Linked DNA regions of Mus musculus: regions 1, 2 and 4 are each linked to region 3. A link is a loop called in an ENCODE intact Hi-C map of the cell type or tissue named here. Cell type or tissue: heart. All regions are shown on one strand. Region 1 holds the start of Slc25a32 (solute carrier family 25, member 32). Region 2 has its middle 20 kb from the start of 1100001I12Rik. Region 3 holds the start of Klf10 (Kruppel-like factor 10). Region 4 has its middle 24 kb from the start of G930009F23Rik.

Region 1 (8,000 bases), 820 kb before region 3:
AGGGTTTCTCTGTGTAGCCCTGGCTGTCCTGGAACTCACTCTGTAGACCAGGCTGGCCTCGAACTCAGAAATCCACCTGCCTCTGCCTCCCAAGTGCTGGGATTAAAGGCGTGCGCCACCACGCCTGGCTCTGTAACATGGTTTTTGAACTGATGTATTTAGTACAAGCATGTATTAAAGATGCTTGGTTTTCATCAAAACTTTGTTTCCAATTAAGCCCCCTGAAAGAAAAATTCAACACATTTGGAGAAATGTGTCTTAACATCTGGTTTTAGTGGAGAAAGCTTCACTGATTTCCGCGTAGTGCTATGTTAATGGGATGCTGGCAGACAGCAACTGAGGTCTTGCTGGCATGGTTTTCTGTGGTGTACAGGTGACTGCAGTCATGGTGACCCTCTCACTGGTTTAGTTCATATAGTGCTGAACAAAGTGAGAACTGACTACACCTGGCAAAACTAAGCAGATCCGGGGATAGGAAAGCTGTTCACACTGACATCAACAGCTCTTGAGCTGGCAATATTTATTTAGTACATTTACTTTTCGGTCATTTCCATCAGGTTTGCAAAAGCTATTTTTAAAGTGTGTTTAGAAATGTTTGATCTCCTGTGATATCAACAGCTGTTTCTCCAACTGATACTTTAATAATTAAAAGAAGGTAGGTCATGCTGTTTCCAAAAATTTTCTTGTAGACAAACTACATCATCATTAATAAACAACATGTTCAGTACAAGAGTTTTTAACTAGAAAACACATTTCCAAGCATGGATTTTCAAAAGAATCTCTGAACAGCACAGTTTTTTGTTTTTTTTTAAAGCAATTTCCTCACTTATCATTAAAATGGACTTGGAAAAGCTGCACTGGTGCTACAAACCTTTAATCCCAGTGCTCTTGAGGCAGAGGCAGGTGCATTTGTAGAAGCTTAAGGCCAGTGGTCCATACAGAAAATTCCAGTCTAGACAGAGGACTGAAGCTCTGAGGGCCAGCAGAAAGAATGGAAACAGGCAACCTAGGGAGGTAAGGGGTGGGAGGACCCTCTAGAATGTACCAGAGACCTGGGAGGTGAGAGATTCTCAGGACTCAAAGGGAGGGACCTTAGACGAAATGCCCTATGATGGAGAGAGGGAACTATGATGGAGAAAGTCTACCTCCAGTAAAAAGACAGGGCATCAAGTTGAGGGATGGGGTTGCCATCCCACAGTCAAAAACTCCTACCCAGAATTGCTCCTGCCTAAAAGAACTACAGGAAGAAAAATGGAGAAAAGCCTGAGGAAAAGGAGGTCCAGTGACAGGCCCAAATTGAGATCCAGCTCAGGGGGAAGCCCCAAGGCCTGACACTATTACTGATGCTATGGTGTGCTTACAAACAAGGGCCTATCATGATTGCTCTCCAAAAGCCCCAACAAACAGCTGAAAGAGTCACATGCAGATATTTACACCCAACCAATGGACAGAAGTTGGTGACCCCTGTGTTTGAATTAGGGAAAAGCTGGAAGGAGCTGAGGAGGGCGACCCCATAAGAAAACCAGCAGTATCAACTAACCTGGACCCCTGAGATCTCTCAGACACTGAGCCACCAACCAGGCAGCATACACTAGCGATATGAGGCCCCCAACACATATAGAGCAGAGGACTGCTGGGTCTGGACTCAGTCAGAGAAGATGCACCTAACACTGCAGAGGCTTGGGCCCCAGGGAGTAGGGAGGTCTGATGGGGTTGGGGTGGAGCAGCGACATCCTCTTGCAGAGGAGGCAGGGTGTGGGATGTTGGAGGGTGGGCTGGGAGGGGGATGAAGTCTGGACTGTAAAAAAAGATTAAAGAATAAAAAACAAAAACACACCTGTCTCAAAAACAAATAAAAGGGGGAAAAGAACTTGGAATAGATTATATACTTTATTTTCTTTTAAAAGTCAAAAGAGAAAGCATGCTATTTAATATTCATAACTACAGAAAAGCTTAACAATTTCAGAAACAATTCATAGTTAGGTCATTCTTAGAACTTTGCCATAATTAAGTCAAGGTACTTCTGCTACAACAAATGTTTTTACAATCTTACCTTTCCTTCTATAAATCACTATACCACACAACAGATGTAGGCTGTAATATACTACACTATTCTAAAGGCAGAAGCCAGTCCCCCCTTGTCAACACTATTCTTCCCCGGAAACACAACATACGGCTGAAATGAGGCTGTAAGTTCATTAGATATCACATAAACAGGTATTAGAGGGCCATGTTTGTCTGTAAACAGGGTCCACTATGTATCCCTGGCTGGCCTGGAACTCACTATGTAGACCAGGCTAGGCTGGAACTCAGAGATCTGTCTGCCTCTGTCTCTGGAGTACTGGAATTAAAGGCTTGAACCACCAAGCTTGGTTCAGTTGGGTTGTTTGTTTGTTTGTTTTTAAAGATAGAAAATCCACACTGATGTTCTAACTGTATCCCTGTATTGTAATGTAGCATCTAAACACCTACTTGTAGAGGTAGAGAACTAAGTTCAAGCCCCCTTATGGTCTTCTATAATTCAGTCTCGCTGTCTCATCAGCTTCGGGTACTTCCTGGAGCTCAGCTCAAGCACCTTCACTCCCTGTCACCTAACCCACCTTGCATTTCCTCCTATGCAGCAGCCTTTCTAGCAGGACTTAACCTTCACCCACATCTACCCAAACCTCACACCCCTTGAAAATATTCATTTTATCTTCTAAATCATAATCGCTGTATCCACTTCCAACTTCCCTCATCTAGTCACACAGAAGCAACTAACACTAGTGCAGCACCTGCCATACATCATAAGCGCTGGGTATGATAGCTTAAAACTCATATAAAACCACATATATTTGTGTAAGGTGCTCTTACACATTAACTAGACACATCAGAACTATCGAGGATATTTCAACAATAAAGCTTCACCAGTACTTACCCAGAATTTAAATCCTGCAGAAAACTTACAAGGAAATAACACTAAATAAAATATAACAGATGTGTTTCTTGCTTTATATTTTAAAGCACTCCAAAAATTTTATTTTCTGTTTTGCTATTATATTTCTATTATAAAAATAAAAATAGCCGGGTGGTGGTGGCGGCGCACGCCTTTAGTCCCAGCACTTGGGAGGCGGAGGCAGGTGGATTTCTGAGTTCCGAGGCCAGCTTGGTCTACAAAGTGAGTTCCAGGACAGCCAGGGCTATACAGAGAAACCCTGTCTCGAGAAAAACGAAAAAACAAAAACAAAACAACACAAATAAATAAATAAATAAAAATAGGGAGATACTGTTGAAAAAAGATGTTACTATAAAGTAGAGTTGTATCTCCTAGCATAAGATTCTGTGTCCCAGCTGTCACCCATTCATTCATTCATTCCGATACTTACAAAGTAGCTATTTATGTGAGTTATTGTCTAAACACTGCATATAGGAATAGGATTCTTTCCTCTCTTTTCAAGCTGATAGGAAAGCCTGCTAATCAGCATGAACCATGAGATAATGTGATAAGCACTGACAAATCCAAACAATGTGTACTGAAAACACAGAAGAGGACACTGATGCGCAGGATGGAGGGCACTTGTAGGGATAAGTATGTAAAGATACGTACATAAGTATAGCTCCAAGACAAAGCCTGAAATGCACCCACATTGGCAAGGGTAACGTAAGCCACTGTCTTAGTTAGGGTTTTACTGCTGTGAGCAGACACCACGACCAAGGCAACTCTTATAAGGACAACATTTAGTTGGGGCTGGCTTACAGGTTCAGAGGTTCAGTCCATTATCATCAAGGTGAGAACATGGTAAAATCTAGGCAGGCATGGTGCAGGAGGAGCTGAGAGTTGTTCTACAGCTTCATCTGAAGGCTGCTAGGAGAATACTTTCTGCTAGGCAGCTAGGACTAGGGTATTAAAGCTCTCACCCACAGTGACACACCTACTCCAACAAGGCCACTCCCTGGGCCAAGCACTATAAACCATGACAGCTCCATCCAGCAATGCACTGTTTGGTGAAAGTGGAAGAAAAAAAAAAGTAATGAGGTTCAAAGATTCAAAATAATTAACGTCAAACTCTGGGGACAAATCTACTTTTCATTTAAGAAATATTACCAAAAAAAAAAAAAAGAAAAGAAATTATTACCATGTAAAACACCTTGGGAGCTGGGGGGGGGGGCCATATACCACACGTTAGCAATGCTAGGGGGAGGAGAGAGAACCTTTAGTAACGCAGACAGGGTTTCTCTCTGTAGCCCCGGCTGTCCTGGAACTCACTCTGTAGACCAGGCTGGCCTTGAACTCAGAAATCCGCCTGCCTCTGCCTCCCAAGTGCTGGGATTAAAGGCGTGTATACGTAACTACTTCCCACTAGAGGAAAATTCTCACAAAGGACGTAGAGGTATGTGCCATCTGCAGTTCTGATCCTCACCAGCCCCGTGTGGACGCAGCCGCCTAGGCGGAGAGGGAAACCGAGACCAGAGCGCTGGCCTCCCGCCCCTTTTACTGCTCGAAAGCTGGCCAGACCCAAAGAATCCGGGAGGAGGCCCCTTCCTCTGTTCCAGTTCCTCTCACCTCTTTGTATGTCCAGCTTGGTTTCGCGGACATAGTTGTCAGGGTTTCGGCTCAGCATTTTCACCTTCATCTTGGCGGCTCTGGGTGTCGGACTCCACGAGCCTTTAAACCGGGCTCGACTTACCGGGGCCAGCACGCAGACACACTACTTCCGCCTTCCGCGGGCTTCCTGTCACGTGGCTCCGCAGAGTGGCAGCCGGATGGCTCAGCTGGACCTCGCGGCGTTCCGTAGTCTCTCCGGCTAGGAGCTGGAGGGGGCGGTCCTTCAGCTGTCGCTCGCGTCTTGACCCGAGGGCGAGCGCGCGCAGCTGTGGGCGGGGCCAGGCCTGCTGGGCGGGGCTAAGCAAGCTCCGCTCTGAGGTTTCTCCTACTCCCCGCTTTGCCGCGGGTGTGACTTGCCTGCAGCAGCGTCCCGGGCTCCGGTCCCGGAAGTGGGCTCGCGTCCTGCGGTTCCAGGCCCCGGGCCGCGACAGTCGCCACGGTGGCGGCCACTACATCACGCCCCACGTCGGCGGCGCTGGACGCCGTAGTGTCGACGAACCCGGAGCCCATGACAGGCCAGGGCCAGTCGGCTGCCGGGTCGGCGGCGTGGAGCGCGGTGTTCCGCCACGTCCGGTACGAGAACCTGGTGGCTGGCGTGAGTGGCGGGGTCTTGTCCAACCTGGCGCTGCACCCGCTCGACCTCGTGAAGATCCGCTTCGCTGGTAAGAGCCTGCCCACGTCCCGGGCGGCTTCCCTTGCTGCCAGCCCCAGCGAAGCACTTACACGCAGAAGAGACATTAGTCTCCCCAGACTCTACTACAAGGGGGAGAGCCCCTAAGATGATGCTGTGCACCCTGCGTTACCTGGAGCTAGGATTTAGGAAGGGGACCCCGGCTTTCCCTGTGTCTCCTAACCATAAAGGATAGGGAAAGTGGGTGAAGTTTGAGAGAAAGGAGGTTGTCACATTTGACCCTCATGTTCACGAGTCATTCACTCTTTGGGGTAATTTGAAGTCTTAGGGCAGCCACGTGTTTGGCTGTATAAAGTCAGACGAAAGTACAAGTGTGTGAGCCGGTGCTTTGTCACCTTCGGAGAGTAAGGTCATAGTTTGGGATTAAAATATTCACTAAAGTTTCTTTAGTTTGCAGTATTTAAAAATATGCATTGTCTGGTGAAGGAAGGAGGAGCTTCTACACTCTAAATAACTGTATTAAAGTGTGAATTAAGTATATGGAAATTAGCACGGCATTTTAGGAATTAATACCAAGTTGCATTACATAGGTGAGCCTTGGTAACTATTTAGAAACCATTTCTGTTATTTCATTTATTACAAACTAAATTTTTCCAGAAAATCAAATCTTTAGAGATGGATTTAGTAGAGCATTCTAATTTTATTCGATTTACTTGATGTATGTGTCTTAATGTTGAACAGTGGAGTCGAACTAAGAAGTACCAACAGTTTCTTATCGTTAGGAAACTTAAAAATGTAATTACCCTAAGATATATAAAAGGATTCTACACAACATGAAATCAGTTGCTAAGTAGAATAAATTCAAATACAAAATAAGAGCACAAATAGGCTATATAAAAAGACTATATAAGGAAAGCTGGGGCTGGAGAGATGACTTAGCCTTTCCACAGGACCCACATTGAGTTCTCAGCACCCACTTTGAGCAGGTGGCTCCCAACTGTCTATAATTCTGGCTTCAAGGAAACCTAACATCTCTGGACTCTGCCAGCACATGCACATACCCACCCAGGGGCACATATGAAATATGAAATGATAAAGTAAATATTAAAAAAATAAACATAGGTGGCTTGTATGTATCTGTAAAGGTTCCATATTAAAGTCCTCAACAGGATTAATATTTTGACAGCTAGAGGAGACAAGACATTCCGTGGTGGAGAATGTGTGGTACCTGTGGAGTGTATTCTAGAAAAGACACCGCAGAGAAATAATTCCATGGAGTTTGATATGCAACTATAAATAATTGTTATAATAGTTGCAAACATTGATAACTAACTTTGATTGAATGTATAATAGGCATTTATTATGACCTTTATGAAGCTGATAATGGTAGGGGTTGAGTAAGTTGTCCAAGTCACAAGATGGTAAATAGCAATCTGAGGTTTGGGTTCAGCACTTTCACTCTGAAACTACCCTGCACTTACCCTCTCCCCGTAGCACCTCTAAGTCCCTGCTAACAGTGACTTGAATGTGAATAGATAGTCTTGGACTTCTTGAGATGAAGGTCTGTGGCTTGGTGTCCCTCTGACACAGCTTTCTCTAGGAGCAGAAGATGAGGCGCTGAAACTGAGGGTTGGCCAGGTTGGGATTTGGACAGTGCTACAGAGCTGACTAGTTTGAGGAAAGGCAGTTCTTGGTACCTGAGAAGATTCATTACCTTAGCGTGAGAAGAGTATTGGAAACTTGTAGGGTAGATAAAGTGGTTAGTTACAGAATAAGGGATTAAGGGTAGATAGTAACTCCTAGTTGAAGTCCTTCCCACAGCAGAGCAAGCGTGTGTAGTGGTAAAGCCGGCAGTTTGACTGAATGGCGAAAGGAAGAACTGAGGAAGATGAACAGTGAAAGGTTGTGTCGGTGTTTTAGTTAGGGTTTCTATTGCTGAGATAACACACCATGACGAAAGCACCCTGGGAAGGAAAGGGTTCATTCCTTATAGCTTTCTCATCCATCATCCAAGGAAGTCAGGGCAGAAACTCAAGGCAGCAGCCTGGAGGAGGAGCTGATGCAGAGACTGGAGGAGTGCTGCTTACTGGCTTACTCCTCATGGCTTGCTCACCTGCTTCTTGTGTAACTAAGACTTCTTGCAGCGGGGGTAGAATTGGGGGCGGCATCCCCACCTCCACACTGTGGGCTGGGCTCATCCCTACTAGTAGTCAAGAAAATGTTCTAAACTTGCCTGCAGGCCATCTGGATGAAGGCACTTTCTCAACTGAGGTTCCTCTTCCCAAATAACTCTAGCTGTGCTGAGCTGACATAAACCAATACAGTCATCAATAGGCATCAGTACTGAATAATGCCGACATTTTGTGCTTCCATATAATTAAGCCCACTTATTAAAATTACTGTCTAGCAATGGTGAGGAAGGCTAATCCTGAATGCATATGCTGTAAAACCAAACAATTCATTGACTCCTAAGTAAACTGGAGCTCCAGTGTTAACAGTTAAAAAAAAAAAAAGTAAAAATGTTATGTGAGAAAGGTGAAGGAATTCGTTAAGCTTCATATGGGAAGGGCCGTGCTCACTGTGAATTGGTCCTAAGAAAAGTTACAGGGATGCAGAATTAGGCCTGGCAAAGTAGTGGTACCCTCTGCAATGAAACACAAAGCGGCTGAGGCAGATGCTATTGAAAGAGGTTGGGAATGGGCATTGAATAAGCTCAGTGATTGACTGCTACCGTAGGTCTTAGGCACATAGGTCATAAGCTCAAAACCTAGTATCACACACACA
Region 2 (8,000 bases), 330 kb before region 3:
CTAAGCACACACATTCTCTGTTCCTTCATGGACACAGGTTTTATTACAAAGCGGTACGCCTGATGTCCCAATCATCACTGCCATGGACAGATGACTCCCAAATATCTTATACAGAAACTTGCTCTGCTCTACGCCTAAGGTTCTACTTCCCCACTCCTAAAAATTATTTTATCTGTGATTTATCTGCACTCTGCTCCCAAAAGAAAAAAAATAATATCTTGAGATTATGCTATAATCACTTATCTAAGGATTTATAAATTTCTCATTTTGCTGTGGTTTAAAATCTGTGTAACTGCAACATTATTTGGCTTTAAACCTATATAATAAAGGGCTTATAATTAAAAATCTATACATGGGTATATGTCTGATTTTATATTTATTGTAGGGTTAGGTTATTGTTCACCCTTTTTCAGACCCAGGCATGTTTTTAAAGTCCAGGGACAAAAACAGGATTATTGGCTTATAAATTATTGGATATGGTTAAAAATCTGTAAAATCTGTAACAAAAGGTTAACTTAAAACTCATAACTTGGGCTGGTGAGGTGGCTCAGTGGGTAAGAGCACCCGACTGCTCTTCCGAAGGTCCCAAGTTCAAATCCCAGCAACCACATGGTGGCTCACAACCATCTGTAACGAGACCTGACACCCTCTTCTGGAGTGTCTGAAGACAGCTACAGTGTACTTACATATAATAAAAAAAAAAACAAAACAAAACTCATAACTTGTGGTTAGTAATTGAAAGTCAGTGCTTAGGTAATCTTAGACCATGTGGCATGATTCTGTTCTGGATAGAAACCACACATGGCTGTCTGCTATCTTTGTTAGGGCTGTAGAAGATGGAAGCCATGACTTTACCACCATCTTGACTAAGGGCAACAACACATGCCATGAGCTGACCATGGAAACAAGTCTCCATGATATTTTTCAATTGGGGTAGGATTTTTGTATGATTTCTGTCATGCACACCTGTATGTACAAACCTGTATTAACCAGGTTTATAAAAGATAGAATTTAAAACAATGCTTGGTTCATGAGGTATTAAAGCTCCAGGCATTCATATATGAAAACATACTTTACTGACAGCAGAACCTTGTAACATAATAGCAATCATTTAGTAATAATTTTAGAGACATTAAATTGTTTATGCTGTTAGAACTTGTTTTTGCCTTCTAAAAATTATGGTTATTCTCTATGTCTTCACTCTTATAAACTTAAAAATTTTAGAGGTTTACAACATTAAAAAGGTTAAAAATTGCTGGCTTAAAATATGTTTAGCTTTGTTTTTGCTAGTGGTATTAAGCTAAGGACCTTTTTTTGTTTTGTTTTGTTTTGTTTTGTTTTTCAAGACAGGGTTTCTCTGTGTAGCCCTGGCTGTCCTGGAACTCACTTTGTAGACCAGGCTGACCTCAAACTCAGAAATCTGCCTGCCTCTGCCTCTGCCTCTGCCTCTCAAGTGCTGGGATTAAAGGTGTGCGCCACCACCACCCAGCTGGACTTTTTACGAACTAAATTACGGGAAACTGTTATGTTCTGTAATTATACGCAACATAAAGATCAGAGAAGTTCCCAGTTTTTTATGGAATGTGTTTATGGTTAAAGGGTTTTGCTTTAATACCAAGAATCAAGCCATTTTTAAACTGTTGTTTTGAATCTTAACCTAATAGGGATAAAACATAGCTGGGCAGTGGTGGTGCACACCTTTAATCCCAGCACTTGGGAGGCAGAGGCAGGCAGATTTCTGAGTTTGAGGCCAGCCTGGTCTACAGGATGAGTTCCAGGACAGCCAGGGCTATACAGAGAAACCCTGTCTCAAAAAAATAAAAAAAGGAGAAGAAGGAGGAGATGGAGGAGGAGGAGGAGGAGGAGGAGGAGGAGGAGGAGGAGGAGGAGGAGGAGATGTTTAAACTTACTATGATAGAGATTCTCAAATACTAAAAGTGACCTCCCCCACCCCCATAAGGTCTCCATGAAGCTAATAGACACAACAACAAAAGTCTCATCCTAAACTATGGTATGCCAACCTCTGGAAAAGATTGCCCAGCCTGAACTGTGGACAAACAGGACACCAGAGAGTTGATTGTCCCCCACTCCCCATTGCCTAAGATAAGGTGAGGTTAATCCCTCCCATATTCTTCCTCCACAGAAAAAGCCTGTTCATCTTCTGGGCCTGATGGACAAAGATTGCCTTTGCCTGTGATGTCATGGATACCACAGGAACCTGGAAAAACTGTCTAGGTAATGCCTGGTGGACTAGTCTGTCATTCAGTTGATACATAGGCTATTTAGATTACAACTTATCCTTCTCAGATCTCTGATCACATTGACAGCTAAGCTAACTGTACCTTGACAGCTGGAAAACAGCAGGCAACTAGCTCCTTACCCCGAGGTAATCCACCACTGTATTAGTTCATTAGCCAATTCACTGGTTAGTTAAAACTTCCAGGTCTCTTGTTTAAAATGCTAACAGGTTTGCTTTGCTCACAGGCTTCATATTGAAAGGCAAACAGTTTAAAAATGTAACTTTTACAACATTTATCTAAAGGAACTCCTATTACAGTGACTGTCCCCAATAATCAATCACTTGTACCTTATGGTGAATAGTTAGATAGGAAAAAAGATGCAAAGTTATATAAAGGTCCGAGGCTATGAGAGCTTAGGCTGTGAGGATCTAAGAAAAAGATTTAGGGACTAAGAAGGTGGGTTTTTTTTTTTTTTTTGGTTGGGTTTGTTTGTTTGTTTTGTTTTGTTTTTCAAGACAGGGTTTCTCTGTATAGCCCTGGGTGCCTTGGAGCTCACTTTATAGACCAGGCTGGCCTCAAACTCAGAAATCTGCCTGCCTCTGCCTCCCAAGTGCTAGGATTAAAGGCGTGTGCCACCACCACCCGGCTGAGAAGGTGTTTTAAGGTTGGTAAATGCAAGTGAAAGCTTAAACAGTGATAAGAAAGTGATTTAAGGTATATCAACAGAATGAAAATGCTTCAGATTCCCCCCCCCCCCATACCCCATATGCTACTATTTGCATTAAGACTTTGAAATTCAGAGCTTTTTTTTTTTTTTTCAGACAGGGTTTCTCTGTGTAGCCCTGGCTGTCCTGGAACTCACTCTGTAGACCAGGCTGGCCTCAAACTCAGAAATCCACCTGTCTCTGCCTCCCAAATGCTGGGATTAAAGGCGTGGGCCACCACCGCCCAGCTTGAAGTTCAGAGCTTTAACATTAATCAACAGAGTTCTGATAAATTAGTCTAACTCGGGTAAAGCCTTCCACTACACAATCCACTATCACAATCACAAGTTCAAGATTTTAACTTTCCTTTGGTTGTCTTTTAAGTATAGACTTGAAAGTGTTTCTCTATGTTAGATCTGTATACACCCAGTCTCCTGAAGAGAGGCAGAAGCCCCTCCCCCGCTTTCATGGCTTGTAGTCATACTGTACCCCAGGGACCTAGCTATTGCTTATGCTATCTCCTGCCAGCCTCTGTCCTCAGCATCCCCTCTCTCATTCTTGGCATGCACCCTTCCCTCAGTGCCCTCCTTTTCTCTGCCCTCATGGCTCTGTTCTCATCTGTCTGCCAGTCTATATGCCCACTCATCTCCCTCTACCCTTTACCCAGGTCCTCACTCTTCTCCCCTCCCCTAATAAACCTCCTTTAGACCAGATCTGCTGTGTGGCTTAATTTCCTAGGGCACACCTCGGCATGGGCCTGCCAAAGGTCCACATTATATTTCATAATACACAGCTCTTACTCTGATGGATTGCAACCATTTAAATTATCTAATATTTATACCAGTAAAGACACAGGAAGCATAAACTGAGGTAAAAACCTGATAACTCAGCAAGGTAACTTTATTTTCTGAACTATATACAAAGTATCTACTTACCAGCCTGATTCTCCAACTAAGCTGCTAGCGCTTTAGGAACATCTTTGTATGTCCCCCTACTGAGCTAGTCTGCCTTTCTCTTGAGATTCTCCCAAGCTAGAAGAGCTCCTTAGCTCTCTTTCCTAGAGTTCTGTTTTACCCGTGTCTTGCCATGTGCTTCTCTGTAGTTCCTACAGGCCCACAGAGAGAATCTTCATCCCTTGCCTGGAGCTTCTTCCATAAAGGCTCTTCCAAGCCAAAAGAGGGAGTGAGGTCCAGTTGCTATAAAAGAAGTCTTTAGCTCCTCCTAGACCCTTGGTAGGTTGAACCAAGTCGCCTCACCATTATGGTGGTAGGGGTCCCAAGCCAACACAGTAGGCCAAACCTTTACATGGGGTAGCTCAAAGGCATCCAGCTGACTTTGCCTCAGGTCATAGGAGAAAGACCACAAACCCTCTCCTAAGCATTTGCCTTAAAATAGCTTAAAATAGGCAGGCGCTTTCCAGTCTGTAGCATTGTTATCTATGGAGGCTTTCAGAGGCACACCCAAACTGCATCTCTTCAGGACACGCCTAACTACATCTTACTACACAATATCTATTTAAACTTTTATATTTTGCTAACAATTAAGTTTTCTATGTATAATGATCACATACCCTGCAACAATGGGTTGTAGTGGGAAGCTGGTAAGACAGAGGGGTAAGAGCATGGTCACAAAGGGAACCACATTCATTGTGTACCTGAATGCACTAAATCCAGAGAATTTAATGACTTCCACAAGATGGCAATATTTCGCAGCAATATAGGGAGGAAAACTTTGGAATGATGATATGTCAGTTACTTTTCTGTTGCTCTGATAAATGCTCTGGCAAAACAATTTTCAAGAGAAAAGGTTAATTATGGTTCACAAGTCCCATCAAAGTTGGGAAATCTACAGATCCACAGAGAAGGAGCTTGAAGCAGCTGGTCACAACTGTTGGTGATAGGGGTACAGGAAAGAACCAGGATATGGTTAAGGTCTTTTCTGTAGGAGAGAGAGAGAGAGAGAGAGAGAGAGAGAGAGAGAGAGAGAGAGAGAGAGAGAGAGAGAGAAAGACTGAACATGGCCAGGGTGGCAGAGTGGGAGAGAACAGTGAAGATGGGAGATGGCAAGAGATGGAGATAGAGAATATAGCCAAGGAAAGTAAGAGAACAAGAGAGAGTAAGGTGGAACAAGAGAGGACAGAGTGGGTAGCCAGGTTATAAGGAGGGGGGCCTGTGAGCTTCAGGGAGTTTAGGGGAGGGAGGAGGCCAGAAAGGCTAGGATGCTGGTGTGGACTTGGAAATGTATCACAGGCACTGGTGATGCTGAGGGAGCCTGGAGGCCAGCATGGGCTGTGATAGGCACCACTGTCACCATGTGTCCCTTCTGCCAGAGACCACACCTTCTGGCACATGGGAACCAGTTTCACAAGGAAACTAAGGAACGCTAGCTTTTATCTAACTGCCAGAAATCCTCCTGTAGTCCAGGCTGAGCTCATTTCTGCGCCTTCTGGGGTATTGGGAATTAAGAGTTTCCTTCGCACCTGACAACACTGAATCTACAATCTGGAAGCAGACATTGATTAATGCCTATGTTTAGCTTAATTTTTCACTTATACAGTCTGGGATCCCCTCCAGGGAATGGAGGGTCACCCACTGTGAGTGAGTCTTCTCACCTCAATAAAATCCCACACAGGCAAATTCAGAGAACCACATACTGAGCTAGAGGCCCGTCTCACTTCAAGGCACCCTGTTTTGGAAACAAACAAAAATATCTTTAATTCCAGAAGTCAGGAATACAAATTAGTAATCTTTATATTATTAAAGGTAAAAATATCTTTAATCCCAAAGGCAGGTGGATCCCTGACAGTTAAAGGCCAGCTTGTTTGAGTTCCAGGCCACCCAGGGTTATATAGTGGACCCCCCTCCCCTTCCCCCCCAAAAAAAACCCACCAACCTACCTAAAAGCAAACAAAAAGGAAGAAGAAGGAGGAAAGAGAAGGAGGAAGAACAAAATGGTAATACACTTTTGATCTTACTTTATCCCAAATAAATGTTTGGTAGCACATACACATATATGACAATATTCTTAAGTGTTGATACAGACAGACAGACAGACAGACAGACAGACAGAGGTGTTTTATATATATGTATTTAAGTATGCAATAGAGCCAATTGATTTTGAACTGAAATGTATGAAACAGTAAACACAAGTAAAGCTGTTTTTCCTTCCAGCGCTCTCTTTGAGACCGAGTCTCTCTGTGTAGCCCTGGCTGTCCTCGAACTCTGTTTGTAGAGCAGGCTGGCCTGGAACTCACAGAGACATGCCTGCCTCTGCCTCCAGAGTCCTGGGATTTAAGGTGTGTGGCACCACATCCCTCAAGCTTTTCTTTCTCAACAAATTATCCCAGATTTGTGCTACAGTGATGAAAAGCTAACACCACGTATGTATATATAGAAAGAGACTGAATTTTTAAGATTTAGTTTTAATTATGTGTGTTGGCATCCTCCTAACAGCGACCTAGCAGTAGCTTGAGCCATCATCTATCACCATAACTGCATGCATCACTGCTGGAAATAAAGCATATACGAGGGCTGCTTGCCTCCCCAGTCCTCTTCCTCACCTCCCTCCCCTCCCCTCACTCTCCTCGCTTTCACTCTCTCTCTTTCTCTGCTTCCACATATTCCTGACTGCCATCTCTCTCTCTCTTTCTGTCCTTCTCTATTACCAGTTTCTTTGCCCTCGTGGCTGTCTTCTACCCCTCCTCCAGGTCCCCTTCCTTCCCCCACAATAAACCTCCCTTATACTATGTCTGTCACACTGTGTGATTTCTCAGAGGGACACTTTGGCATGGGCCCAGCAGGTACCACCTAACCATGCCGCTACCGAGTTTATATTTCATAACAATGTGTGTCTGTATGTGGGTTTGTATACATGAGTACAGTACCTGAAAAGCCACGAGAGGCCACTGGATCCCCTGGAGCTGGTGTTATATGGGTCTGACTAAACCAAGCCTGGAAGAAGGAAGTGCTCTGAAACACTGAGCCATCTCTCCAACCCCACCTTAAGATTGCATTTTGCAATTGTGTCTGACTAGATACACTGTTAATGTTTGCTTTTCTTTCTAACTACAAGGAACCATAGGATAACTAGTGTTTAACGCTGAGAAGGAACCAATTATTTTGAAGTTTTCTTGCAGCTTCTGTTCGCTGTACTGATGTTTCTAAAGCTAACTTCTAGCCCTATGAGTAAATATAAGTTATCCTCTGAGGTGAATGCTTTGTTGCTTATGCTGAAAGCCAGGCCACCCCTGAATGAGCATGCTGTGAACTCTGCTGAGACACGGGGGCTGTGCTTGACAAGTCTTACACAGGCAGACAGCACTGCACTACCCAGGTGCTATGTAGACATTGATTCATTCAACTTTATTACACCAGAGAGCACAAGAGAGCCAGGACCAATGACACAAGTGCAGAAATTCCTCCACTGAGACAAAAGACTACATTTTAGCCAGGTCAGGAGGCAGAGGCAGGTGGATCTCTGTGAGTTCGAAGCCAGACTCATCTACAAAGCAAGAACCAGGACAGCCAGAGCTGTTACACAGAGAAACCCTGTCTTGAAAAAGAAAAGGCAAAATAAAACAAAACAAACAAACCTTTTTACTCTGTGCTTCTTATGTTCCAGGCTGGAGGCTACTAAAGCAGGGACTGGAAACAATATACATGAAAAAAATATAAACCCAGGCAGGGTCTACATTTTTGGAGAGGTGGCTTAATGGTTAAGAGCACTTGTTGCTCTCGAAGAGGACCACAACCATCCAAAGTTTCAGTTCCAAGGGATCTAACTCACTCTTCTGACCATCAAGGATGCAAAGCACATGCATGGTACACATATGTACATGCAGACAAAACACCCACATATATAAAATAAATATAATTTAAATAAATAAATAAATAACTCAGGCTGGAGAGATGGCTCAGCAGTTAAGAGCACTGGCTGCTTGCTGTTCCAGAAGTCCTGAGTTTAACTCCCCGCAAACACTTGATGGCTCACAACCATCTGTAATGGGATCTGATGCCCTCTTCTGGTGTGTTTGAAGACAGCTACAGTGTACTTACAT
Region 3 (8,000 bases):
CCACTAGCTCTTTGGTACCGGCTTCCCTTAGTCCCCACTCCAACCGCCCAGAAGGACGGGAGGGACGCGCAGAGGCGGGCCCTGCTGCTAGTGCCTGTGCTGCAGATGGGAGGACGAGCCAGCGCCTGCCGCCTTGGGCGTGGGCGGTGAGTGCGAGCAGGTGTCTGTTCCGTGACAGGGCTCCCGCCGCCACCATCTCGCCCTGGTTCTCCCCAGTCCTCCGGCTTAGAGTGACAAAACCCGGCAAATGCTCAGAAATGCCGCTCAGTGGTTCATCCATCCCTTGCTTCCACGCAAGACCCACGAGAACCACGCTGCCAAAGAACGTCTGGTGGCTCGGAGCCGCGCTCGCAGCCTCCGCCTCCGCCTCCTGCTCGGGGTCCCGCCCACTCCCTGGCGGGCCCAGACGCTGTGGGCGCGAAGGGGACTGGGCGGAGCGGGCTTCCCTTCCCACCCCCCACGTGGGGCCGGCTCTCCGCAAAGCCTAGTCGCCGCCACCGCGCCTCCCAGCTATGCCCCGCCGCCGGCGCCGCCCCCGGGCATGGGCGGAGGACTGAAGGCTAGGGTTGGGCGAGGGGCGTCACGGAGTCAGGTGGTCCCCGGAGTTCCCCGGGGCTGGACCGAGGGAACACGGTGCCTCGGGTTGTGTACACGCTCCACTGACAGAGCCTCTTGCAGCCGGGCAGCCGCTGATCACGCGTGGCTCTGCCAGCTCATTGGCTGAGGCCTCACACACCTTTGCCGCTGATTGGTCGACACTAGGCCCCGCCCTCTACCCCGCCCGCGGCGCGGGGCAGGCAGAGCGGCTACCTGCACGGGGAGGGGGGCAGACAGCGCGGAGCGCGGTGGCGTCGACGTCTAGTGTCTCAGTGCTCCCGTCTGTGGCTAACTAAGCAGCCAGCAGCCAGGCAGCTCGCGACCTGCGGCCAGGCAGCCAACCATGCTCAACTTCGGCGCTTCTCTCCAGCAAGCTTCGGTAAGTTACCTGAGGATGCTGGTCCTTTCCTGCCGGTCAGTGTAGGGGAGCCAGCCGGAGCGCGAAGCATGAGCCCCTAAATAAGCCACGCCTGAGAACCCAGGCTGCAGCGGGGTCTTGCAAGGGATTTCCTCCCTGCAGGCTGGAATATCATCGAGGGCATGTGCAAAAAAAAAAAAAAAAAAAAAAAAAAAAAAAAAGGGTCGGAAGAAGCCTGGGACCTGGACCAGGGGAGAGCGATCCTGGGTATCCAGGAGACAAGGAGGACTCTCAGGGAGACCCCAGGAGACGAGTGAGCTGGAGGGGCTGTCTCCCTGGAAGCGCGGTTTAGATGGAGGGGGCGCCCTGCACCTGGCTCTGGCGGGAGATGCCCCTGTCTGCACCAGGAATGCGACCCGGGGTGACAAGGACTACTCACGGTCTGCCTAGCCGAGAGGAGGGCGCCTGCTCTTCGGGGGAGGGGGAAACCCTGCCAGGTGGAGACCGCGGGGCTGGGCTAGCCCGGGGCTGGGGGAGGGGATGGCCGGCTTCGCGCGGGGTATGGAAGGCACGCGGACTCTGCGGCCGCCAGGGGAGCCGCGGCGCCCCCGCAGACGTCGGGAGGGGACTCCCCATCCGAGGCGGAGGCAGGTGGCTGCCTATAGATTACTCTTGGCAGGGGGCAGGGTCCTGCCTTGGAGCCCGACAGCTTGGCGGGGGAGTCGGGACCGCGAGACGCGGGGGCCGCGTGTCGAGGCGGGAACCGTGGGGCCGCGCGCCTGGAGCCCGTGCTGTGGGCGCCGCACGTCTGGGAGCCTGCAGAGACTGCTTGCGGGGGCTCAGGCTGCCGGAAACAGCAGTCGGACGAATGCTGCAGATGCGGGTAGGCTGAGGTCCCGCGGGCCGAGTGGGCGGAGTGCCCCAGGCTCCGGCCGCTCCCCGGAGGCGGCGAGCAGGAGGAGGGCGGCGGTCGGGCTTCCGCGGGGACCCGGCCCCACCTCCCGCAGCCGAGGCGGAGGCCAGGGATGGGCGGCGAACGGGTGCACCCGGGGAGCTTCTCGTCCCCGAGTGACCCAGCCCCGGCCTCCGCCAGGGGCGGGAACGAGGCCCGGCCCTGCTGTCGGTTCCTAAGGGAACCGCGGCTCGGAGGAGGTGGAAGGGGCGGGCGACTCGGGAGCCGACACCGCCCAGCCCTCGCGCCGCCCGGCGCGCACTGGCGAGCGGTTGGCGGCGGCGCCCGCGGCCCCTCCCCGGCCGAGCGGGGGCGGGGGCCCGTGCTCAGGAAGTAGGGGAAAGGTGACGGCGCGGCAATTCCCAGTTCACGTTTCCTGCGCCGCCCGGAGCAGTCGCTGATCACGCTTTGTTCACATGCCTCGCCCCCTCCTCCTCGCGCCCCCACCCTGCCCGCCCAGCCAATCCGGACGCGGGCCGCGGGCCGGCCGGCCAATGGCAGGGGCGGGGCGCGGGGACGTGCGCGCGGCGGGCAGTGTTCCCGGTGACTCACCCGCCAGCCTCATTGAGGTTAGGGCGGCCCCATCGGTCGGTCCCCGCCAGCGAGGATCTCCCCCGCCGGCCTCCCGCGCCCCGCCCCGCCCCGCCCCGCCTCGCTTCTGCCTCCACCCGGCTTCCCTTTCCTGCCTCGCACCAGCTCTTCGCTCCCTCCCGGCTTCCCCTCCCGGCTCACATTCTTCACCCCTGGCTGCCTTTTTTCCCACCCCTCTTTCTTTGAGTTGGTGACTATAGGCTTTTTACACTTACAGTCTTCATCCATTGCAGCTTACATAAAGGCGCGAACGATTATGCAATTACATTGTTAGTGATGTTTCAAGAACCGTGTCTTGTTTTCCCACACTCAGCAGGAAGATAGGCATTTTTAGAAAAGCGTTAAGATTATCATTGCCATTTTATTTATGTATTAGGTTTTTGCTTTGTCTTTATGAGTTCAGGCTGGCCCTGAACTAGTTATATAGCCAGAGTTGGCCTGGAGCCTTATATTCCAGGCTCCCCCACTTTATGAGGCTTTTCATAATTTTTGCAACCTCTACTTTAACCAGAAGAATTTGGAAGTTCTTTTTAAGAGGAAAGTAGAGATGGTTGGTGATTCTTTTGAAATTCAGGTCATGGAACTTTTAATGTGAGACATTAGGTCGAAGGTGTTGCACACAGAGCATGATCGGTTATCAAATCATGTTTTAATTAAATTAAAACCAACTTGTACTCGGGGTTTTTTGTTTGTTTGTTTTTGCATATCCCAAGAACATATTTTATGCCTGTCTGGTCCCTTATGGTACAGAAAAGCATTGTGTTTAATAAATCTGATAAAAATCATAGATATTAAGAGATTGAGACTTGACCAAAATAAAATATTTTTTTCCTCTTTGGTTGCTTTGTGTGTTTTGCATTTTGAGATGCAACTTCCAACTTCTTGGCCTCCACATTCCTGAGATTATACATGTATCCCACCATGCCTGGCTGTATTTGTGTGTGTCCACTTATTTTACTCAATCTCCACCGTATGTGATGAAGTTACCAATTTCAGACTTTAGGTAACTAGATACCACTTTAACCTGGAAGTAGTTTAAGTCAAATTACATTTTAAGACATTCGTCTTAATTCCCTTACTGGTAATAAGGTGGCCTTTAACCTTGAAATAAAATAGCAAGCATTGGGCATTCCTGCGGTTTGGATAACCAGATAACTGATTAGCTTCAACTTTTGTTTTTGTAGGAGGGGAAAATGGAACTAATTTCTGAAAAGCCCAGAGAGGGGATGCATCCCTGGGACAAAGCTGAGCAGAGTGACTTTGAAGCGGTGGAAGCGCTCATGTCCATGAGCTGCGACTGGAAGTCTCATTTCAAGAAATACCTTGAAAACAGGCCTGTCACACCAGTGTCTGATACCTCCGAGGATGACAGCTTGCTTCCAGGGACGCCTGACCTTCAGACAGTCCCAGCATTTGTAAGTATTTTCAGTGGGTAGAAGTGACAGCATTTTTTAAGAGTTTACATAATGGACCTCTAATTCCTCTCCTTGCTTGTGTTTGTATTTGTAGTGTTTAACGCCACCTTACAGCCCCTCTGACTTCGAACCCTCCCAAGGGTCAAATCTGACTGCATCAGCGCCATCTACTGGCCACTTCAAATCTTTCTCCGATGCTGCCAAGCCTCCAGGCGCCACTCCTTTCAAAGAGGAGGAAAAGAATCCTTTAGCTGCCCCTCCTCTTCCTAAGGCTCAAGCCACCAGTGTCATCCGTCACACAGCTGATGCCCAACTGTGCAACCACCAGTCCTGCCCCGTGAAAGCAGCTAGCATCCTCAACTATCAGGACAATTCTTTCCGGAGAAGAACCCACGGAAATGTTGAGGCTACTCGAAAGAACATACCCTGTGCTGCAGTGTCACCAAACAGATCCAAGCCTGAGCCCAGCACAGTGTCCGATGGTGATGAGAAGGCGGGCGCTGCACTATATGACTTTGCTGTGCCTTCCTCAGAGACAGTAATTTGTAGGTCTCAGCCAGCTCCTTCGTCCCCAGTGCAGAAGTCAGTACTGGTGTCTTCACCTACAGTATCCACTGGGGGAGTGCCACCCCTGCCTGTCATCTGCCAGATGGTTCCCCTTCCTGCCAACAACTCTCTTGTTAGCACAGTTGTCCCCAGCACTCCTCCTAGCCAGCCACCAGCTGTCTGCTCACCTGTGTTGTTCATGGGCACTCAGGTGCCTGAGGGCACCGTCGTGTTTGTGGTACCCCAGCCCGTTGTGCAGAGCCCAAGGCCTCCAGTGGTGAGCCCCAGTGGCACCAGACTGTCTCCCATTGCCCCTGCTCCTGGATTCTCTCCTTCAGCAGCAAGGGTCACTCCTCAGATTGACTCGTCCAGAGTAAGAAGTCACATCTGTAGCCACCCAGGGTGTGGCAAGACTTACTTTAAAAGTTCCCATCTGAAGGCCCACGTGAGGACACACACAGGTACTGACCGAGTGGGCTCTGTCTTTGAAGTGGGTGTGTATGTGGAGTTAGACTGTGGACACAAATGCAAGGGAGGGTGAGGTAGATGACTCATTGTCTTTAAAATTAGTCAGTTTGTCCCTAGGCCTGGTGCCACACCCTTGTAATCCCAGCACTTGGGAATTGGAGGCAGAGGAAGCAGCACATCTGGTAATATATACATGATATATATGTATTTATTACATTATTTATTCAGGCGGGGTTTCTTTGTGCAGCCCTGGCTACCCTGGAACTCAGTCTGTAGACCAGGCTGATCTTGAACTCAGATTTCTTTCTGCCTCTATCTCCAGAGTGCTGGGATTAAAGGTGTGAACCATGGCGCCAAGCTTTGATAATTTATGAACTGACCAGCTTTCAATTTTAAACTCTGTGCGTCAATGTATAGTAACCATCTGGCTTTCTTTGCTTCAGGGGAAAAACCTTTCAGCTGCAGCTGGAAAGGCTGTGAAAGGAGGTTTGCTCGCTCCGATGAACTGTCCAGACACCGGCGGACACACACAGGTGAGAAGAAGTTTGCCTGTCCCATGTGTGACCGTCGGTTTATGAGGAGCGACCATTTAACCAAGCATGCCCGACGCCACCTATCAGCCAAGAAGCTGCCAAACTGGCAAATGGAAGTTAGCAAGTTAAATGACATTGCTCTGCCTCCGACCCCTGCTTCCGCACAGTGACGGCCAGAAGATGGAGACGCAGAATAAACTTTGGTCAGAGTCAGGAGCCAGTGATGGTGTCAAGTGCTTCTGCAAGGCTGTGGCCCTCCAAAAGGGCCTAAAGTAGAAGCCCTGGCCTGGGGGAGGCCCCGCCTGGGTGAAATGACAAGAAGTGCTTCAGCCACAGGCAGGTCACAGAGGACAGGGCTCAGTTCTTACCACAGAGAGAGAGGAGAACCCTTTTATTCCTCCCTTATTTTAGTCTGGAAAGTTTCGGCTGAGGTGAGCGCAGCACAGGTTTTGAATCACATACACATTGGGGACTTTGTTTTTGCCATTTATACTTGAGACCAGCTTTGCAGTGTGATTCTTTCAAAGGATTGGTTTCAAGAATATAGAGGCTGGAAATTACGGTACAGAAATGGAGCTAGAAAATGAGTTTGTGTTACACAGAGATGTCATCTTCTCCTAGAGTTATCTTGTTTCTTATTCCTAGTCTTTCCAGTCAAATCCGTGGATGTAGCTAAGTATATCTAAAACTCATTTTTCCACTATTGTTGGTATTTGAAGTTGAACAGCTGTACATTGCTGTGGGGGAGCCAAAGGATTGGAACCCTCATTAATTTAATTGCTTGGAAATGCAGCTAAAATTCTTCTTTGGCATTTTGTTTTGAAAGTTTAGGCATTTTACTCTACTTTAGATTTTAGTTTGCTTGCAGTTTTTTGTGTAGATTTGAAAATTGTATACCAATGTGTTTTCTGTAGGCTTAAAATACACTGCACTTTGTTTAGAAAAAAATCTGGAGATGAAAATATGTATTATAAAGAAGAGATGTCAAGAATTTGAGATAACTCCTTGAGAAAGTTGGCTTTATGTCATCAGCAAAGGACACTTAACGTCAAGCATACACTGTGGTTTTTTTGTTTTTTTGTTTTTTTTTTTCAAATTAGAAAGTTTAATGACCGTTACAGATGGACAGTGTCTTTTTATTTATAGGAGTTTTTCAGGATGTCAGAGTAGATAGGTAGGAAAATTGTTATTAGAACATTCGCTTCTACCTTGAAAAGGATGTTAATGTGGTCATGTTCTTAGCACCACAGTGTCTGGGCATCTGGGAAACTCCGAGACTTTTTTAAAGTGTCATGATGTGATCACACCTGCAGTTTGGGGCATCGAATCCAGGGCCTTGCATGTCTTCTGTAAGAGCTCTCATCGCTGACCTGTATCCCCCGCAAGAGCAATGACTTTTGCTAACAGTATTTCTTTTCTGTTGTAAAGTGGACAGATGATACACTTGGTCGCAAAGGTAAATTATTCAAAATCCACAGTGAAAACCTCACCACACTTTCCCATTTAAACTATTTCCATATCTCAGAGGTTTCTGACATGCAAACTTGAACCCTTGAAAGAAGAGTTTTCTTAAAAATTATAAAAAATCACGAGTTACAATTTGCACAATATTTTTTGTTGAACTTTATACCTTGTTTACAATAAAGACTTTTCTTTGGTATACACAGTGAGTCTGTTGTATGTGTTAAAACCCATTCTCCATCTCACCTTCATACTGACCTCATTCAGATCAGAACCTGAGGCCAGATTGCTTTAAGATGATGTAACTGCTATGACCAACAAGAGAAGGCTGACCTGTCATCTGGAGGGACTTGTTCAAGTTGTACTCACTCAGACCAGGAAGAGATACTCTAGATATAACAGATAAACTGGTCCTTAAGCAGTGTGAGAGGCCAGGCCACCTCTGCAGAGACACTTGCTAGTCACTTAGGAGCGTTGTAAGTAGGGTATGACTTTTTTCTTTTAATAAGGTCACTATTTTAGTTGGCCCAAAAGTCTCACTGCTCTTGAGAAAATCTGCAAAGGCCCCTGCTTGAACACCTGGCTCACTTTTTGAGACAAAGTCTTATTGTAGCCCAGGCTAGCCTGGAACTCAAATAGCCCAGGGGGTCGCAATTCTTCTGTGCCTCTGGAATGCTAGGATTCACCACGATTCCTTACCCCAACCTCTTGATTTGTTATTTTTACCATCCTTGTATGAATCTTGTTTGAGGCAAATTATTGTGGTATTCTAATTCTTTTGTTGTATATTTTTGGGGATTCTATAGGAAAGACTAGTTTAGTCTCCTTAGTTATTCCTGTCGATATGGATTTGTGGAGACATATATCATTCTCTTAAGTTATAAGGGTTTTGTTACTCAGCTGTCCCAGTGTGATCCTTGGTTTCTTGTTTTGTTTTGTTTTGTTTTGTTGGTTTTTCAGGACAGGGTTTCTCTCTTTTTTGTTTGTTTGTTTGTTTGTTTGTGAGACAGGGTTTCTCTGTGTAGCCCTGGCTGTCCTGGAACTCACTCTGTAGACCAGGCTGGCCTCGAACTCAGAAA
Region 4 (8,000 bases), 130 kb before region 3:
CTTACAATTGCTTGAAATTGTTCCTTTTTTAGACACTGCTAATTCTCAAAATTGCAATTGTCTATGCATATACAACTCAAGTTAAGAAAAAATACTGTTCCTTTAAAGGACTGTCTTTAGGTATTGTGGAACTTTAAAAACAATATCTTCTTAAAAGCAAAAAGGGGGGATTATATCCCTGCACACATTTTTATATCATACTTTTTATTTTAAAATTTTTAAAATTTGAATGCCAAAGAACTCCTTGCTGAGTGCCTTATAGTATCCTACAATTAGACATACTTATGCCTAGGTGAGATGGAAGGATCCACTTATAAGTATATGGAATGATCCTGATCAGGTATTTAATATGGGGAAGAGGACATGTTTGAGTTTTTTCCACAAAATGCTGGAGGAGCTTGCTAGCAGCCAGAGTGATTGGTGTGACAAACTGACACAAAAGGATAATGCTGACCTGTGAGCTTGCTGAGTGCCCTGACAATGGTGATGAAAGAAAGAAAACTAAATTCAAGACTTTAAAGCCCTAGACAGAAAGTTTATTCAAGGTCCATGTCTCATGCGGCTTGCTAGTTAGGAGGGCTTTTTGGGCTTAGAGCAAAGAACAAAGGCTGTAAAGTCATCCCAGGAACCAACTAGCCATAAAGATAGGGAAGACATAAAGAATGTCCGGACTGGCCTGGTGCCTCCCTATCTCCCGCCCTTCTGACCTAAGTTAAATGTTAACCAGATGCTCTGCTGTTACCTCGATCTGCATGTACAGTCTGCTGATGTTTAAATGGACCAATCATGTGAAACCACGCCTCCCCCAGACCCAGACCCTTTTCTATAAAACCCCCTAGCTTTCAAGCCTCATGGTTGAATCCACTGTCTCCTGCGGGAGATTACGTTTCAACCTGGAGCTCCGCCATTAAACTACCTCGTGTATTTTCATCAAGACGGTCTGTTCGTGATTCTTTGGGTGCACGCCAAATCGGGAGTTGAGTGGGGGTTTCCCCACTAGGTTCTTTCAGTGACAGGAAAGCTGTATTGGGTATATGTTCTTGACCCACCTTTGCTTGCCTATGTCCCAGATTAGACAAGCTAAGCTGCCTTGCTTCAAGCTCTTAAACCTTGTGGGACAGAGAACATAGAGACTGTGGAAACTGATTTAGAAAAATTAATCAAGAGGAGGATTTATAATGACTCTTTTCTTTCCTTTAATGTGACCAGTTTTTCTGACTCAATCATGGACTGGTCTAGAAATAAATCCAATATTGGAGATTCCTATTATGAAGATAGCTAAAAATCTTTATCAGCCAGCAGAGTTAACTTGGAGCATAGCCTCCACTATTTACATGAGAAGTAACAGTTTTTCTGTTGATTCTCAAAGCCACCTCCCCCACTCTGGGAGGCCAGACTTGGGCCTGATCATTGCTAATTTACAACTGAATTGAGTGGCTGGAACTTCCTCACAGACAACCTTAATCCTGTTGCTTTCAACCTTGACTTTGTGTTTCAAGCAGGTCGGTTACCTCCATACAGGCTGGCTTTCAGCTAAGCGCAGAGGCAGTGATTCATGGCTATGAAGAAATGCATTGAGTGCATATTGTGGCTTTGGTCTGATTGGGAAAAGGGTGTGCAATGAGGGTCTGCAGCCAAAGATGGGCCACTGCTCTATGGCTTATTTCAACCTAAGACAGAGGCATGTGCCAATAGGCTGTGTTTGTTCATAATAAACACTAAAATGCAGTGTTTGTGCAAATAAACACAAACAAGCTGCATGTGTGCACCGAGATGGGTCAGAAAAAGTCCAATTAGATTCAGTCCTAAGACAGGCGCAGCCACCAGCCACCATAATTCCCAGGCATAAGTAAATTTTATGCTCTAATCCAGCTATTTTTAATAAATAAAAAGGAAGGATCTTCTTGCCACAGCCAGCTAGCCCACCTAAGGTGGAGTCTTCAAACTTAGGTAAAGTCTATTGTCTTGCCACATCTGTAGCTTTCCTCCAAGACACCACTATCTGCTGAGATGCTGAACTTGTTCTCCTGACACTATCCTGACAAAACAGCTATGCTGACAAAGCAATGAGATCCTGGCGTGGAGGGGGATGGGTTCCTCCCCTTTATAAGCTGGGACTCATAAGTAAATATTGGTCTTGATCAGAACTTGTCTTGGCTCGTTATTTCTCTTTCAGCCTTTCCCATCCAAAACCCCAGCTTTCCTTTCAGGAACCCAGTAACCCGTGGCTGCTGGCAGCTACAGCATACGTTTATTATTTGTTTACTTTTTGTTGTAATACGTGTGTGATGTACTTGTGTAAGTGTGGGTGAGGGCATGTGGTGCATGTAAGGAGGTGAGAAGTCAGAGGCAGCTCTCAGGAGCCAGTTCTCTCCTGCTGTGAGTTCCTCGGATTGGACTCAGGTTGTCTGGCTTGTGTGTTAAGCACTTTCATAAACTTTGTTTAGTGTGCAATTTTTGCTTGCATGCCTACTTTAATTCCTCACGGTCTGCATTTCCTGGGTGTCGTGTGATAACTCTACATTTAATGTATTGAGAAATTGCCACACTGTTTTCCAAAGCACCTGAAGCATTTAATCCCAGGAACAAAGTATACAGTCTCAGTTGCTCACACCCTCACCAGCATCTACTGCTTCTCGGTATTGTTTGCAATCCTTGGGATCCTTGCAATCCAGGAAGGGCCCTGTCTGTACCTGCTGAGCAATCCATGTTCCCAAGCTTCATTCCTCCATAAAAAAACCATTATATTCACCTGCGTTAGTTAACTAAGTGGGAACAAAATAATATCATTTTGTGTGCTGGGCACCATGTCAATCGCTGGTAGGCTGCAGAGAACACAGCAAGGGCCCTGCTCTCATGGAAGCTCTGTTCCAGTAGGTATGACATAGGTCAGGGGAGACAGGAAACTAGACATGGGAGACCAGTTGCCACTGGACTGAAGCTGGGGAAGAGCAGCCAGCCGTTCTCCCAACACGGAAAGTGAAGACCTGAGGCTGCAGATCTATGGCTATTTGGGCATGGCTTCAGGGGGACATGCATACATGCATGCATGGATGTGTGCTCCACTGATGAATACAGAAACACTTGACCAGTGGCTTCCACACTACTGAGGACACTACTTCTTCTTCTCTCATCAACCGTTTAGGGACCAGTGGGTCCCCTCTCCCTTCCTTTGCAGGGTGTTTGTGGACCAGACTCACAAAGGTCTTGTGCAGGAAATCACAGCTATGAGTTTGAAAATGCAGTGGCCATGCCATGTCTGGAGATCCATGCCCCACACCTCGCTCACCTCCTCTGCTTCTCGGTCTTTCTCCTGAGATGGTGCTCAAGCTTTGGAAGGGATGACACAGACACCCCATTTATGACTGGACACCAGCCTTTGTGGTCACTGCTGACCACTGTGAAATCTCTCTGACCAAAGCAGCCAGCAGCACTAGTCTATGTGCATACATAGAGTGATTTAGAAGGCTGTCTGACAGACCCATGTCCATTTAGCACCAATAACAGCAGCTTCCCACTAGAGCTATGATCTCTCCAGTCACAGACTTTTGGCCAAGTTTACAGCGCTACACATGCCTTCCCTCCTGTGGAGTGAGCATCAATCCAGTTGGTTTGGGCACCCCTCTCTGACACCACTGTTGCACCTGCAGGCCTATCTCACCTGACTTCTAATGGCTGTATTTTAATGACATCCACTGGGGGATCTGGCCAATAGATTGTGGTCTGAACCGACTCTTGCTTCTTCCTGAAGTGAGTTCCTTCCACAGTCTCAGAACTTTGAGTATGAGCCTAGGAATCTGCCTCTCTCAATTCCCACTTCCCTTCTTGTCAGGTGAGCTAATGCACACCAGAGCCTAGGAGCTACTATAACCAGAAGGTAAGCAGCTTGCTACCACTGGATGGCAGAGCAGGCAGGATCTTGTTACCTGTTTGTGCTGGCTGAGTATCCCTTGGCTTGGTCCCAGTTTCTCAGGGCAAACAGACTTGTGGATCAGGCACCCCTGTGTGCCAGGGACAAGGTGGGGTGGACAGTGCCCCACCCCTTGCCTTGCTCTACTCTGTGGTCCACGTGGTGAGACATCTGGCCCAGTGGCTTTTACCCTAGTGGGCAATAGACTGCGTTCTCATGCCTGTTGCTTCCTGGTGAATGCTGTCTGGACAGAACCCTGGGCTGGGAAGCTGGCCTAAATAGATTCAAGTTCTATCAAAAGGTTTTCAGACAGCCTGGGTACTGACAGACGAAGTTAGGCAATATGTTTGCAGGTCTCTAGATTTATTGTCGCAGCTGTGGTTAAAACTAGTAAGTCTTGCCAGGTGGTAGTGGTGGCCTTTAATCCCAGCATTCAGGAGGCAGAAGGCAGGAAGCAGAGGCAGGCCGATCTACGAGTTTGAGGCCAGCCTCATCTACAGAGTAAGTTCCAGGACAGCCAGGGATACACAGAGAAACTCTGTCCCCAAAAACCAAAAACCTAAAACCAACCAACCAAAACTAATAAGTCTCTGATGGAGGCATGAGCTCTGAGAAATACAGGCATCTTTCCAGCAACAACGACTCCCTTCATGGGCTTATTTGAAGCCCCCCACAAATACTCTGCCTGGTTTACAAGGCAATTCATAACACCCCATGACATTAGTTCCAACCCAATATGTATAACTCTCAGGGTTCAAGGATTATAGGCAGAAGCCTTTCCCTTATGCTCTCTGCTAGCCCTTACAGGACTGAGTCTATGGGAGGAGCAAAGAGCCAGATAGAAGAAAGTGAAAATCACAAGTGTTCATCTTTATAGAAATAGTCATCACAGCAATACGACTTGGACCAGCAATGTGGCTCAGTGGTTAAGACACTTGCCACAAAGCTTGATGATTTGATTTGTGTACAATCCCCTTGACTCACAGGATAGAAGGAGAGACCTGACTTTCACATGTGCTCTGTGACATGCATGTGTGTGGATACATGCATGCATACATACACACAAAATAAATATCTTCAATAAATCTTTTTTAAAAATCAAAATGGGTTGAAAGGATAGCTTAGCAGGTAAGAGTGGTTTCTGCTCTTTCAGAGAACTTGAGTTTAGTTCCATCCTCCTTGGGCCACACACAACCGCCTATAACCACACACAACCTCCTATAACACCCTTTTCTGGTCTTCACAGGCACTGGCACATACTTGGCATAGACTTATATGGACATAGACACCCACATAAATAAAAATAAAGGCCTGATATCAGGGATCACACCTTTAATGTCAGCACTCAAACTCAGAGGCAGGTGGATCTCGGTGAGTTCAAGAACAGTCTGATCTAGATAGTGACTTCCAGGGCTATATAGTGAAACACTGTCTCAAAAACAAATTAGTAAAATAAAAATATAGATATAAAATATAGGTAAAAAACAGCTGGGCATGGTGACTTACACTTTTAATCCCAGCACTGGGAGACAGAGGCAAACAGATCTGGGTTTGAGGCTAGCCTGGTCTACAGAGAGGGTTCCAGGACAGCCAGGGCTACATAAAGAAACCCTGTCTCAAAAACCCAAAACTAAACCAAACCAAACCAAAAACAAAACCAAAAAAAAAACAAAAAACAAAAAACAAAAAACAAAAAAACCCCAACATCAACAGATCCATTCACCCATAAGCCCCCAGACACACATTACAGCTGAGGAAAGAGCTGTGGTTCATTTCCCCAACAAAAAATAACAAGGAACAAATTAATACACCATGTTGCTGTGTACATTTCTAGGCCTAAAGGGTCCATTTAAGTGAGCTCTTCTACCTAGATTACTCTGAACAAATAATTTCAGCTGTTAAGAGCCACAATCAACATAACATATAACTTCTATAAAGGTTATGATGATCCTAATACCTGTAATAAAACACGAAGCGCAATAGAGACGATGAGCACTAATGGCAGAATCTGGTGGAGCTCCAGCTATGGGACAGGCACGTGGGCTAAACACGATGCATGGATTGTTTCGTAACCTTAGGTGAGTTCATCTTCAGAATCATTCAACCAGGGAAGTAACACTCCTACAGGTGGAGAAATTGAACCTGAGAGAGTTGGAGGAGCTGAAGGGTATATACACGGCTCCATCTTTGGCTCTTTGACTACTCCCTCTCAAGTGCCCTAGAGAAGGTACTGTCATATCTGATAGGTGATGGGGGGAGATGTTGGGGATTAAGTAAAACCAGCATTCAATGGCCATTTGGTAGAGGAGACTATATATATTTCTTTAAAGGCAGGGTCTCATGTAGACCAGAATGGCTTCAGATTCATTGAGGTAGCTGAGGGCAACTTCCAGCTCTTGATCCTCCTGTGTCCACCTCCCAAATGCTGGGGTTTGTGTGTGCTCCACCATACCCAGTGAGAAGATAGGACTTATACCCAGAGAGATGTGACTTCAGAAGCACCCTTCAGCCTTTGGGTATGCTTAGGAATATTGTCCCAATGAAGCCCAGTTCAGACAGACTTACATGTATATATGAATTCATGGTGTCAATATTTACACTGGGGCAAATAATGGCAACCACCTATATATCCATCATGAACAATCATACAGTCTGGGATGCATGCTTTCTAGTAGGTACAAGCAGATATTAAAATGAACAAGCTTGATTTTGTATTTGCTGATGTGGAAAAACATACATGAAACAGTAAGAAAATAACATGCACAGTACAGTACTCTTTAGAAGTGCAAATCCATCATTTGCACAGCATGGACATGACCTTGTGTCTAATCTTCAGCCCCATAAAGAAAACAAACACAAACCGTGAGTATGCATTATACCCAGGGTACACTTAGGCTAGGTGATTTGTTTTGTTTTGTTTTTGTTTGTTTGTTTGTTTGTTTGTTTTTTAATTTTGAGACAGGGTTCCTCTGTGTAGCCCTAGCTATCCTGGAACTCTCTCTATAGACCAGGCTGGCCTCACATTTATAAAGATCTGTAGGCTTAGATTTCCCAAAACCTAATTGAATACGACTTTTTAAATGCTTCAGCCTCCCTTCTAGCCTACTCACCAAAGTTATGGAAGAAAGATGTTTAGTAGGACAAGGGGAATGTGAACCTGTTTAGAAACCATTCTTTGGGGGTAATTCCAAACACAAATCAATAGCGGCAGTCCAGTCCAATCAGCAAACACCAAACATGAATCAGTACCAGCAGCTTGTTCCAGAAGAAACTGCCAGGCTCCACCAAATTGGCACAAGTCCGAGGAAGTGGCAAGAAGCAGCCAGAATACCAGGAGGAAGTTCTTTGACATGTTTCTGTCCATGAAGTCACGAGAAGTGAAGACTAGGAAGACCAGTGAAGACCCCTGAAGATCAGTGAAACATTGCAGGACCAACCAATCTAAGAGTGTCCTTCACTGTCTATTGGGTTCTACTTATATTCTTTCCAAATATCATGTGTTCTCTCAAGTGTCCACCTCACTAAAACATCTTCTTATAAGAGTTTTCAGAAAAAATATCACATGACACAACTGAGTCTCAAAAATAACCTAGAAATTTCCACTTCAGAGGTCCACCTGCCCCTGCCTCCTGAGTGAATGGGATTAAAGGCACTTGCTAGCAATACCAGATGTGGACTGGGGAAACTTTAATAAAAAACATATTTATAAATTTTGAGTTGAATAAAGGAAACACACAAGTCCAATGTAGTACCCATGAGGCTCCACTACCACTGCCAGACCCAGGAGCAGGGAGGGCTGTGCAGAGGAACATCCTCATGGTGTTGAACTTCTCAGTAGAGGGCTGCAGTCACTCACTTGGGACAGCTAGAAAAGAGATGGGAGACTGGTACCTGCCCCCTCTCTCTTTCCCTCCCTCCTTTCTACCCTGACTCTATTTACAAACCCAGCCTGGAGACCAGGAGGCAAAAGAACCACGTTGGTGCAGGTCAGCCTTCCTAGGGCACAGGGTGCCTGGGGTGAGTGTGGTTCTAGAGGCAAGTAGAAAATGTCCAGCCTGTTCACTCTAAATACGTGACTGTAAGTCTTGGA

What was found. A loop is a pair of places that touch in the nucleus more often than their neighbours do. Peaks named below come from ENCODE experiments on the same cell type or tissue, not always from the same donor. Only the 100,000 strongest peaks of a DNase experiment are listed, where the experiment ranks them.
Region 1: a loop joins it to region 3, with 2.9 times the contacts of the local background. A loop is called at or near these places in 6 of 42 quality-filtered maps.
Region 2: a loop joins it to region 3, with 4 times the contacts of the local background. A loop is called at or near these places in 15 of 42 quality-filtered maps.
Region 4: a loop joins it to region 3, with 4 times the contacts of the local background. A loop is called at or near these places in 7 of 42 quality-filtered maps.

Annotation. Positions count from the first base shown.
Region 1 is chr15:39,109,595-39,117,594 of GRCm38, reverse strand. It overlaps Slc25a32 (solute carrier family 25, member 32), which reads left to right and starts at 4,879. Exons shown (of 7, transcript NM_172402.3): 1 at 4,879-5,247. The coding sequence starts at 5,094. It overlaps Dcaf13 (DDB1 and CUL4 associated factor 13), which reads right to left and starts at 4,721. Exons shown (of 11, transcript NM_198606.2): 1 at 4,544-4,721. The coding sequence starts at 4,613. In heart, no CTCF peak of the experiment used is centred here; a DNase peak (open chromatin) is centred at 4,814; H3K4me3 peaks cover 2,098 bases; H3K27ac peaks cover 1,342 bases.
Region 2 is chr15:38,624,097-38,632,096 of GRCm38, reverse strand. No RefSeq gene overlaps it. Among named protein-coding and RNA genes, the nearest start is that of 1100001I12Rik, 20 kb to the left of the region's middle. In heart, a CTCF peak has its summit at 4,635 (motif pointing right); no DNase peak of the experiment used is centred here.
Region 3 is chr15:38,293,535-38,301,534 of GRCm38, reverse strand. Klf10 (Kruppel-like factor 10) reads left to right here and starts at 824. Exons shown (of 4, transcript NM_013692.3): 1 at 824-976; 2 at 3,683-3,913; 3 at 4,008-4,920; 4 at 5,371-7,129. The coding sequence starts at 941. The coding sequence ends at 5,630. It overlaps Gm35248 (a long non-coding RNA gene), which reads right to left and starts at 2,788. Exons shown (of 3, transcript XR_001781645.2): 1 at 2,714-2,788. In heart, CTCF peaks have their summits at 1,547, 2,117, 2,360 and 4,089 (motif pointing left); DNase peaks (open chromatin) are centred at 634, 2,024, 2,224, 4,134 and 1 weaker place; H3K4me3 peaks cover 3,192 bases; H3K27ac peaks cover 3,562 bases.
Region 4 is chr15:38,427,895-38,435,894 of GRCm38, reverse strand. No RefSeq gene overlaps it. Among named protein-coding and RNA genes, the nearest start is that of G930009F23Rik, 24 kb to the left of the region's middle. In heart, a CTCF peak has its summit at 3,890 (motif pointing right); a DNase peak (open chromatin) is centred at 4,054.